Linked DNA regions of Homo sapiens: region 1 is linked to region 2. The links are chromatin contacts, found by Hi-C or POLR2A ChIA-PET in ENCODE. All regions are on one chromosome and are shown on one strand. The core of a region is the stretch at or near the end of the contact, and the rest is flanking DNA. Distances in the headings are between cores, read along the strand shown. Region 1 has its middle 34 kb from the start of LINC01091. Region 2 has its middle 29 kb from the start of TRC-GCA2-1.

Region 1 (5,156 bases), core at 407-2,906, 140 kb before region 2:
AATAAGAACAAATCCCTTTGTCGAGAGGCTGATGCATCATGAGGACAGAAGCTCCTGTTCTTGGGACCCTGGCAAACCTCACCTTATGTATCTCTTCATCTCATTATTCATTTATATCCTTTAAAATATTCATTGTAATAAATCTGTAAGCATAAGTAAACTTGTCCCTGGGATCTGTGAGCTGCTGTAGTAAATTATTAAACCTAAGGAAAGGAGTATAGGAACCTCTGATTTGTAGCCAAGTCAGACAGAAGTCGTGGGTAATCTGGGGACCCACCACTTATGATTGGTGTCTGAAGTGGGAGACGGTTTTGTGGGACTGAGCTCTTAATCCGCGGCTTCCATGCTAACTTGGGGCAATTAGGATCAGAGTCAAGTTAAATTTTAGGATACCTAGTTGGTGTCCACTGAGAATTGGAGAATTGGTTAGTGTGGGGGGAAAAAAACCCACACATTTGGTGTTAGAAGTGTTGAAAGAGTATACAAGCAGAAACAGGAGTTTTTCATTTGAATCTGTTGAGTTTGAAGCAAAATGAGACATCCAGAAAGAGCTCTCCAGCAGGCAGTTGGAAATACAGGACAGCTGAGCCCAGAAGAAAAGCAGGCTGGAGACATAAATTTGAGAATCAGAGGCCTCAGGATTTAGCTGAGATGATGGGGGTGCATAGGATAGCAGAGTGAAAATGTGAAAACAGAAGCACATGTGGTCAGCTCACACCCCTTTAGTCTAGGAAATTCTTGTGGCCTTACATCTCCCTGGGGGTACAGGGGTTCATTTATGGTCCAGGACAGGGCTTCTGATCCAACGGCACACTTGCACCTTCTTTATTTCAGACTGGTGGCAAACTGTAACTGGTAAGGTGGGAATAAAGGGAGCTAAGAGCTTTTATTCCCCATTGGTTCCTTTGGCAAGTGGAGAATACCTGAAGTTGTGTTACAGAGGTCTTAGGTCTCCACTTAAAAGCCATTTACCTATTACACCCCCCGCCCCCGCCCCATCCCGTCCCAATGCCTCCCTGCCCTGGACCACTTGAGAGTTACCCAGAAGCAAAACTGACCACAACATTCATGCAATGCTGCAGTGGCCGACTTGAGAGAGACCCTGGTCCTCTGTCTTTCAATCCAATTCTCTTTGCCAGTAATCACCCCACCTATTAAAAGCATATGTGCGACACCTTTAAAATTCTCTTTGCCCTTAACTGTGAATAGTGTTTCATTGTCTGCTGCCATCCTACCAGAGAGGGAGCATTGTGTAGTCGGACAAAACTTACACCCCTGAGCAGCAGAGAGCTCAGTTTCCTCTAATGATCCCCAGGCAGGCGAACATTGCCAAGGGCATGATTGTATATGGGTTCTTCTGGAATTGCATATGGGAATACTGTTGCTATGTGACCTGAGCCAAACAATCCTAGAGTCACCTGACATCCTCCATCCAACATTTAGGAGTCATCAAACTTAATTTCCCCTTTGTGCAATAAAACACCAAGAGGAAGCTTTAATAGATTGTATTATGTAACGGTTCTATAAAAATAGCAGGCCAGCGCTGGAGCACTTCCTTCCTGGGGCCCAGTAACCTATGCTGAAAGGATACACACTGGTTGCCCAGGCAACCATGAGAGATGACACTAGGGAAAAAAAAACAGCAACAAAAGGACCATTTTTTGGCTCCGTCAAATGAGGTCTGGTTTCAAGCTTGTGATACAGTGAATACAGACGGCCTAGCACAGAGCGAGGGAACCAGTTAGTGATTCTACTCAGGCATCAGTAGCCTTGCAAAGCTCCCCCTGCTTTCATGGTTTTTTTTTTTCTCTCTCCCTTCTTAAAGAGAGGGAAAAAAAGCTTTCCCCTCGCAATTTCATTTTTTATTTAAGCAAGCAAAATCTTTTAGTGATTTTGAACTGTAGCAATCAGGAAACAATGTTTATTCTAGTCTTTCTTTCTCTTCCCAGGAGTTTGAAAAATAATTTCAGTTACTTGCAATTGTCTTTTATTTTCTCCTAGTTTGTTTGGGGTTTGGTTATGCAAGAAGAACTGGTTTAAAGGCAATAACCTTTATAAACAACAAAAATAAAAAAGTAAATCACAGATGCTCAAGCAATAATGCATTTTAAAAGTAAATAATAACCATTTATGAGATCCCTCTTCACAGCAGACATCAAAGGACTTTGTTTTAATAGATTGAAATCTTCTCTCTCCTGCTGTACTGAATTAGAACCCCTAAGTTTTATTACCAACATCATCATCATTATTATTGCCTTGCAAAATGGACTGCCATTTTAATTTCAGAAAATTGGTTTTCCCAATATACTGAGAATAGTGGCAGAAGGTTTTTAAATTCCTGACATGTGCCTAAACATTTTTCCTCTCACAGGGAGGAAAAAGACCCTCAGGGATTTACAAACATGATTTGGAACCTCAGAAAAATAAAATCAAGGATGAATCAAATGAGATTAAGTTCCAGATCTCTAATATAAAGCAACATCAATAGTTCTTTCAAAGCGATTCTTGAAATCAGTGCTCATAAATATGTAATGCACTTTTTATCTAAAAGACCTGTTTAAATCCTCATATAGTAAATTATTTATTTCAAGATTAGGTACTCAGCACAATGCAGACACCCTCTGATCAAGTGGGAATAAAATCTGTGAAAGCAAATGGTAAGGCATTATGCAAATGTAAACTGCTGTGATTATGATTATCCTGTGAATGGGTAGGTTTGAAGGAAGAAAGCCAAAAAAAAAGAATCAATTATGTATTCTTCAGAAAAAAAAAAAAAAATCTATCCTGTCGCTTCAGGCCCTGAGCCTGCCTCTTGTGCCTCTCACAAGTGAATTTAAACCCTCACAGCATCTTTTAATCATTTGCTTGCTGGCAATTAACTAATATTAAGACATAGACCAAAGGGAAATGGAGATTAAGAAATTATTCATTTATTTTTATCAATGTATGTTGCCAAATTGGAGGTTCTGGTCTATGAAAGATCCCATTTAAGGCAAAACTCCAGTCCTTCCCCATAAAATTGGTCTGATCATCTATTTACCAAATCTGGGGTCTCCTCAAGACAGATTTAGAGATAAATTAATCCATAAATATCAAATGCTGTGTGAAACACCAAACACCCTTTATTATCAAAGTTGCAAACACAGGCTTGGGACCCTGTGTCTTTGGAGAGAATATATGCAGAACATATGTGCCCTAAAGTTACGGGGCCTTATTTTCCTTTTGTGCAAAAGGTTTTGAAATACACAGGACTAAGTTACAGATAGTTGGGTTTTATCCAGATCTTTATTTTGACTCTAAAAAAGGACTGAAGAAGTCTTTGATAAAACCAACTAGAGATAGCATCAAATAGTAGCTCAACTCGAAGGGAGAAGCCTGACTTCGAAGAAATAGAATGTTATCTTGCGTGGTCGGCAATGTATCTTTCTGATCTGTGATTTTAACTTACTGATGCTTAAGTACATGGCACAAAATAAAGTATACAAGAGTTACGAAGCATGATATGTGCCATTTAATGGAAAAAATACTAAATAAAATTAAGCTTGGGTAAATATTTCCCAGGCTGAAAGTTCTGATTTAGCTTCCTGCATGAACTATATCAATATGAACAATGAGATAATCATGTGGTCATTCCTTTTAGAGGTTGAAGAGTATACAGTACTTTTTATATATTTATATATGAGGAAAGGTACATAATGAAGTATAAGTACCAGTGTTCCTTAAAGCTTGCTATACACAAGGCTGTTCTGCCTTGTAGGAACTTACACTCTAGATTGGGGTTTAACACATAAACTTTTACAAAAATAATTACCACTACTAAGCACTGGGTAAGCACTGCCGCTAACAAATACAAGAAGAGATATTCCTGTGACAGAGATCTCTGTGAGCTAGACAGACCAGGAAAGGCTCCACAGAGGAGTGGGAACTGAGGTCCTCCTGAGAAAACAAGTAGGATTTAAGCATATAGAAAAGAGTAAAACAGAAGGGCAAAGGTGTAGCCAAAGAGGCCCAGATAATAACATCCACAGCATGTTCAGAGGATCTTGAAGAGATAGCGGGATTGGAGGTGAAAATAGGGTCCGAAGGAGAGAAATGGTGGATGGCAAGGCAAGAAATATCATTATTTGGATATATAGGAAAGAAAATATAGATCACTAAACATGAAATGTTGAGTTACAAGGAAATTTAAACATCATTTTCACGTGATTTGGGGCAAGACACTTCTTGCCTCAATTTCCTTGTAAAATGGAGATAATAATAGTAATAATGACAGTAATGTACGATGCTTTACACAAATTATTAGTTGTCATCTTGCTCAGCTCCCTCGGTTTACATTTTAATTTCATTTCATATACCATTTCTATGTTGATTTATTTGGTCTCAAGTTGTGATGTCTATTTGGGGAGATTAGATACCGCCAATCCAGGTCACAGCCATGTCTTTTTTTTAAAGATCAACAGAGGAGTCGAAGACGTAAATTCTCTCCCACTGCCCAGAGGCAGGAGAAATGTTGAGTCATAAGCAGGGTTATCTCCAGATTGAGTCAGTCCCCAAAAGAGATCCCATCATTTACCCCTTTACCTTCTCATCCATGGGTGGCCAAGAGGAGGATAGCGTCGTGGAGTCAGATCAAAGGGAATGCCCACTGGCGCCCTCTCCCCATGGCTGCCAGCTCTCCAACCTACTTCTTGAGAAGTCTGATTAAATGCATGAAAGGTAAAGGGTACCTGCTACCAGACACCAGTTTCTCAGGCTCCTAGAATGGCTCTGACAGCAACAAAAATGACTCATTTTCCAAACTTGATACTCTGTCTAGCTCCTGAACAATAGGGGAGATTCTCCCCCTTTGCCTATTTCTTTCAAAGTATCTTGATTTTCCATAACACCTCTCTCATCCTTGTTGCACGTCAAGCCATAAACTCATGGAACCGCTTACTTGTGGCCACTTCATTTTGTTTACTTAAAGATTGTTTTCGTGACTTTTAAAAAGCCATGCCTGCATCTGGAATTTGTAATTCTAAGTCACAGAAAGACAGTTGTTATGTATTGTTTAAAATTTGTTTAATAAAAAGGAATTTCTTTGAAAACATCAGGCCAAGCTTATGATGTAAATTTACTGTCTGTAAATTTACAATGTAGTGACAGAAACTATAACA
Region 2 (5,141 bases), core at 2,065-4,564:
TTTAAGATGATAGGTTTTGGAGCATCTCCAATAACTTAAAATGATACCTCTTACCAGGTATGTTTTTACTCCCATTTATAGGTGGAAAAGCTTAGACTTGTAAGAGCCAGTTGTAGCTCTGTCTGATATATCACATTCTTTACTTTGGAACATTTAAAAACCAACATCATTTGAAATAGAAAGTTTCAAAAATAATGGCAATTTTTTATAGCCAGTCTCATGAATGTTACAAGGGGCCACACCTTGAAACTCAACTTTAAACTTAAAAATATAGGCCACACATATTCAAGTGATTAATTTTAACTTTCAGGAACATTTTATTGTACTTTCCTGAAGATTTTTACTCAAATTTTCCACTTCTGGTTTTTCCCAATGCACGCTGGTCCTAATCTCTGCCAAATTCACTAAGATTGCTCACAGATAATGCCAAAGGTGCAGCAGTAGCAACAATTTTTTTTTAAGACGGAGTCTTGCTCTGTCTCCCAGGCTGGAGTGTAGTGGCATGATCTCGGCTCACTGCAACCTCCATCTCCCAAGTTCAAGCAATTCTCCTGCCTCAGTCTCCCAAGTAGCTGGGACTACAGGCATGCACAACCACGCCCGGCTAATTTTTGTATTTTTAGTAGAGACAGAGTTTCATCATGTTGGCCAAGCTGGTCTTGAACTCCTGACCCCAGGTAATCTGCCTGTCTCGGCCTCCCAAAGTGCTGGGATTACAGGCGTGAGCCACCGTGCCCGGCCACAACAATTTTTTAAAAAGAAAGATTACCCCAAGTTAAGAGCTGAGTGGCCTTCCCATCATGGATATCAGAAGTAGGCTTCTCCAAGCAGCATGTCAAGAACACCAGGGTGTTATAAACACACAACAGTGCAGCGATGAGAACCTGGCTTTTCTGGAGTCCACACTGGCCTCTTCTCCAAGGGAGCTGCTGTATGACAACAGACGGCTGCTGTGTTCCTCACCTTCTTGTCGTAGGCTCTGCTGTGGTTTATTCCCCATGTATATGATTCAGAGCTCCTTACCAAGCACCTCTGTGGCAGCCAAGGCTCCACCACTGATGAGTTATGCCCAAGTTATTCACTTTCTTCCATCTCCATTATGCTCAAGCAGAGCCCATTTCAGCCCCAACAGGCAACATGAGAACAAGGAAAGGAATCTAACATTTAGTGAGAGAGGCAGGTTGGTGTTCCTAAATGTGGTATAGTATATGAAGCATCAGAGTTACATTATATGACCCAACTCCAAATGAGAAGACTCTGTCTGGGGGACATAAGTCTCAGTTTCCTCTTCTGTTGTAATTAATGCCAACTCTTGCACTTGTGGTGGATATTGAGATAACGTACATAAAGCACCAAGCACAGTGGCTGGCACATGGAGATAACAACTATAATAGCTGGGTGCGGTGGCTTATGCCTGTAATCTCAGTACTTTGGGAGGCCAAAGTGTGAGGATCACTTGAGTCCAGGTGTTCAAGACCAGCCTGGGCAACAAAGTGAGACGCTGTCTCTGTAAAAAATAAAAAATGGGCTGGGCACAGTGGCTCACGCCTGTAATCCCAGCACTTTGGGAGGCTGAGGCGGGTGGATCACCTGAGGTCAGGAGTTTGAGACCAGCCTGGCCAACATGGCGAAACCCCGTCTCTACTAAAAATACAAAAAATTAGCCAGGCGTGGTGGCAGGCGCCTGTAATCCCAGCTACTTCAAAGACTGAGGCAAGAGAATCACTTAAACCTGGGAGGCAGAGGTTGCAGTGAGCAGAGATTGAGCCATTGTACTCCAGCCTGGGCAACAAGAGCAAGACACCATCTCAAAAATAAATAAATAAATAAATAAATAATAAAATAATTAAAAAATAAAAAATAAATTAGCTGGGCGTGGTGGCACACGCCTTTAGTCCCAACTACTTGGGAGGCTGAGGCAGGTGGATTGCTTAAGCTGGGGAGATCAAGACTGCAATGAGCCATATTTGTACCACTGCATTCCAGCCTGGGCAACAGAGCAAGACCCTGTCCCCGAAAGCAAAACAAACAAACACAAAAACCAACCACAATAATAGACACTAGCATGATTAAGCAATAAATGCTTTTTGCAGGAAAGTAGACTTGCTATGCCACTTACTAGCTGTGACTTAGACCAAACCCCTTCACCTCTCTGAGCCCTTGTGGTGGCCTCTTCTGTCAGCTGAATCTAATAACACTTGTGCTGTTTACTCATGGGCTATTGCGCAAGTCAAATGAGAAGACCTATGTGAAGGTGCACTGTAAGTTGCAAACCCCTAAATGAAAAAGATCCTGTGTAAGTCATTCCCTTACCAACCAAGCTTGCTTTGGTCGATTGGAAATTTTACAGGGCCACAGGATAAAATGTATTAGGAAGAACTGGTGTACAATCGTGATTATCGATTAACTTGTATTCAATCGTAATGCCTTAAACCAACTCATTTTGAAAACCTCTAAATACAAATAAATCAAGGCAAAACCAATCAGCATTTTTGTCAAAAAGAAAAAAAAAGATTGGCAGGAAACAAAAGCTATACCAAATATAAGAAGTTGCACATGCCTTCTTAATCTCCTACTGGGAGCAGGAAGTGAGTGAATGAAGGTTCATACTCCTGAGCACCCAGTTTCCCCAGCTATATGCACATCATAATATCCCTCAAAACTCCATTAGCTACTCCTCTGTTACAATTCCAGAATCACACAGCAGTTCCTATGCTCCTATATAGTAATTCAAAAATACAGACCTTTGGTCATTTCTCAGCCTTTTGGCTAAGATCAAGTGCAAAAATATACACATTTTACACACACACACACACAATTTAAGAACACATTGTAGAAATCGATCACAGCTATTACTCCTTTTTTTTTTTTTTTTGTTAACAATTCAATAGAATTACAAGAGGAAGAAGGAATGTCATTATGAACCTGGGTGTCTGAGAGGGCCAGAGAAGGACTGAGGGCAAACAGAAAGCTATGCTATCAGGAGGAATTTACACAGGTAGTCAGGTTTCTGAGTATGCAGAGGAAAGAAGTTTCAGTTGGATCACATTCAACAGGACATGAGCCCGGAAGGACTGCTTTAGTCTTATGATGTAAAAAGAAGTTATATAAGTTGAACAAATGCTCCTCTCTTTCAGGAATGTCTTACACAAGTTGCACAAACTGTCAGAAGCCTCAGGGAAATAGCCAGTGGTAAAAATGTTTGTCCAGCACTCAGCTGACAGGCACGCATTGCAAAAGTGTCCCTGGTATTTATTACCCTTGCCCTGCCCCCAACATATGCACACCACAGTACAGCAACGGGGCTGCAAGCGAACCACATCAAAGTGGAGCCTCACTCCCCTTTTGCCCTTCTGAGTTCCAGCCAGCCGATCAGGCCTGCTGTGCGGAGGTGAGCCTTTGAGAGGTCTTCCTCGTTCCTCCCTAGGCTAGACCTGTTCTAAACACAAACAGAGGGCTCCATCTCCACCACGGTTCATCTGATAAAAGTCACATTGTTCAAAGCCACACTCAGAAAAGCATTATAAATTGTACTACAGGAATAGCTCCTCATCAGCAGAAAGATAGCTTAAATAACCTAATAATTCCTATCTCTAATGCTGTGATTCTTTAGAACTGTTCAAGGGAAGAAATTCCCATTGGGCTGAAAAGATGGAAGGCATGGAGAAAAAAATAATAAAACATCTTTTCAAATCATTGGACCTTGTATATTTGCCCCCACCCTAAAAATTGGATCTTCGTTTACAGAAAATGACTATGGAGCATGCCACAAGTGAAATCCAAATTACCCTTTCCAGCTTGCTTTGGTGTGATAAAACGCATTCCAATTTTTTGTGTTGTAAAAGTCCAGAAAGATTACCACATTTCCCTCACAAGTGTCATCCAGGATATATTTGCACAAGTGTTATTTAAAGGTTGAGTTGATTGGATTAATGGAGCAGGCACCTCCACCATAAATGGAGGGCTTGTTAATCTAATCCTTACCTCCTCCTTCAAAAAGGCTACTGTTTCTGTCTTGTGTGTCTGAGAGAATGGTCCACATGAAGAGAATACCAACAGTAATAACAACCTGTACCGAGCGCTCCCTATGTGCAGACGCCACTTTATGCATCCTGCATTGATCAAATCCTTTACTCCTCACAGCAGCCTCAGAGGCCGGGCTGTTGTTGGCCCCATGCTTCCTTCCTGTGCACGTCTCACAGCTGGTGACACACGGTTTTTCCCTCATGCAGTGTTCTCTCTGTGGCCTGGCATCTGTGGCCATTGTTCACAAGGACGTCAGCCACCACTTCTTCACGTCACAGGATGTAATGTCTCTGCTTCTAAACCACAAGGTTTCCCCACTTTTCTATTTTTGTAAGTCAGTACAGATGCTGCCTTTCTGGGAGTTGTTTTTCTGGGAATTTGGACCTTCTTTTTTCCTAGGCTGTACTCACATACTGTTGTCATTCATCTTCCAGCCACATCTAGTATCTAGTGCAGCTGGATGAATGAGTTTTCCAACTAGTGGCTAATTGTGCCCTAGGGCAGCATTTTATAAAAATAGGGAGTGTGTGTATGTGTGTGTGCGTGCACACACGCATGCATGCATTCTCCAAATAAAGCTACTATAGAAGCTGCTATAGTGTATAAAAACATGAGCTTTGGAATCCAACAGTTCTAGGCTATAATCTCAGCTTCATCACTGGTTTCTCGGGGCCCTGGGAAAGATGACTTAACTTCCTTGAGCCTCAGTTTTCTTATTGGTAAAATAGAATAATGGCAACACCTACCTCAAAAAAAGTTATAGACTTTAAATATAATTTTATATAATATACAGTTATTGTATTAGGCTGTTCTTGCATTGCTATAAAGAAATACCTGAGACTGGGTAATATATGAGAAAACAGGTTTAATTGACTCATGGTTCTGCAGGCTGTACAGGAAGCAGAGTGGCATGTTTCTTTCAGGGGCATCAGGAAGCTTCCAATCATGGCAGATGGCAAAGGGGGAGCAGGCACATCACATGGCGAAAGCAGGAGCAAGAAAGAGTGGGAGCAGGTGCAACATACCTTTAAATGACCAGCTGTGAGAGCTAGAGCTCACTTATCACCAAGGAGATGTCCAGACCATTCATGAGGGATCTGCTCCCATGATCTAAA

Evidence for each region. A loop is a pair of places that touch in the nucleus more often than their neighbours do. ChIA-PET counts read pairs that join two places held with the same protein, here RNA polymerase II (POLR2A). Pooled maps may share reads with other maps.
Region 1: a pooled map shows a loop between it and region 2 (3-fold over the local background). The contact joins two enhancer-like sites. A Hi-C loop is called at or near these places in 1 of 168 maps with a recorded cell type or tissue (natural killer cell) and 6 of 50 pooled maps. POLR2A ChIA-PET finds 5 or more read pairs at or near these places in 1 of 52 experiments (BJ).

What each region holds. Positions count from the first base shown.
Region 1 is chr4:123,613,576-123,618,731 of GRCh38, reverse strand. No RefSeq gene overlaps it. Among named protein-coding and RNA genes, the nearest start is that of LINC01091, 34 kb to the left of the region's middle. Within about 2 kb of position 1,656, at least 15 of the 41 ENCODE cell types and tissues checked have a DNase peak (open chromatin) inside an H3K27ac peak, as active enhancers do.
Region 2 is chr4:123,477,129-123,482,269 of GRCh38, reverse strand. No RefSeq gene overlaps it. Among named protein-coding and RNA genes, the nearest start is that of TRC-GCA2-1, 29 kb to the left of the region's middle. Within about 2 kb of position 3,314, at least 11 of the 41 ENCODE cell types and tissues checked have a DNase peak (open chromatin) inside an H3K27ac peak, as active enhancers do.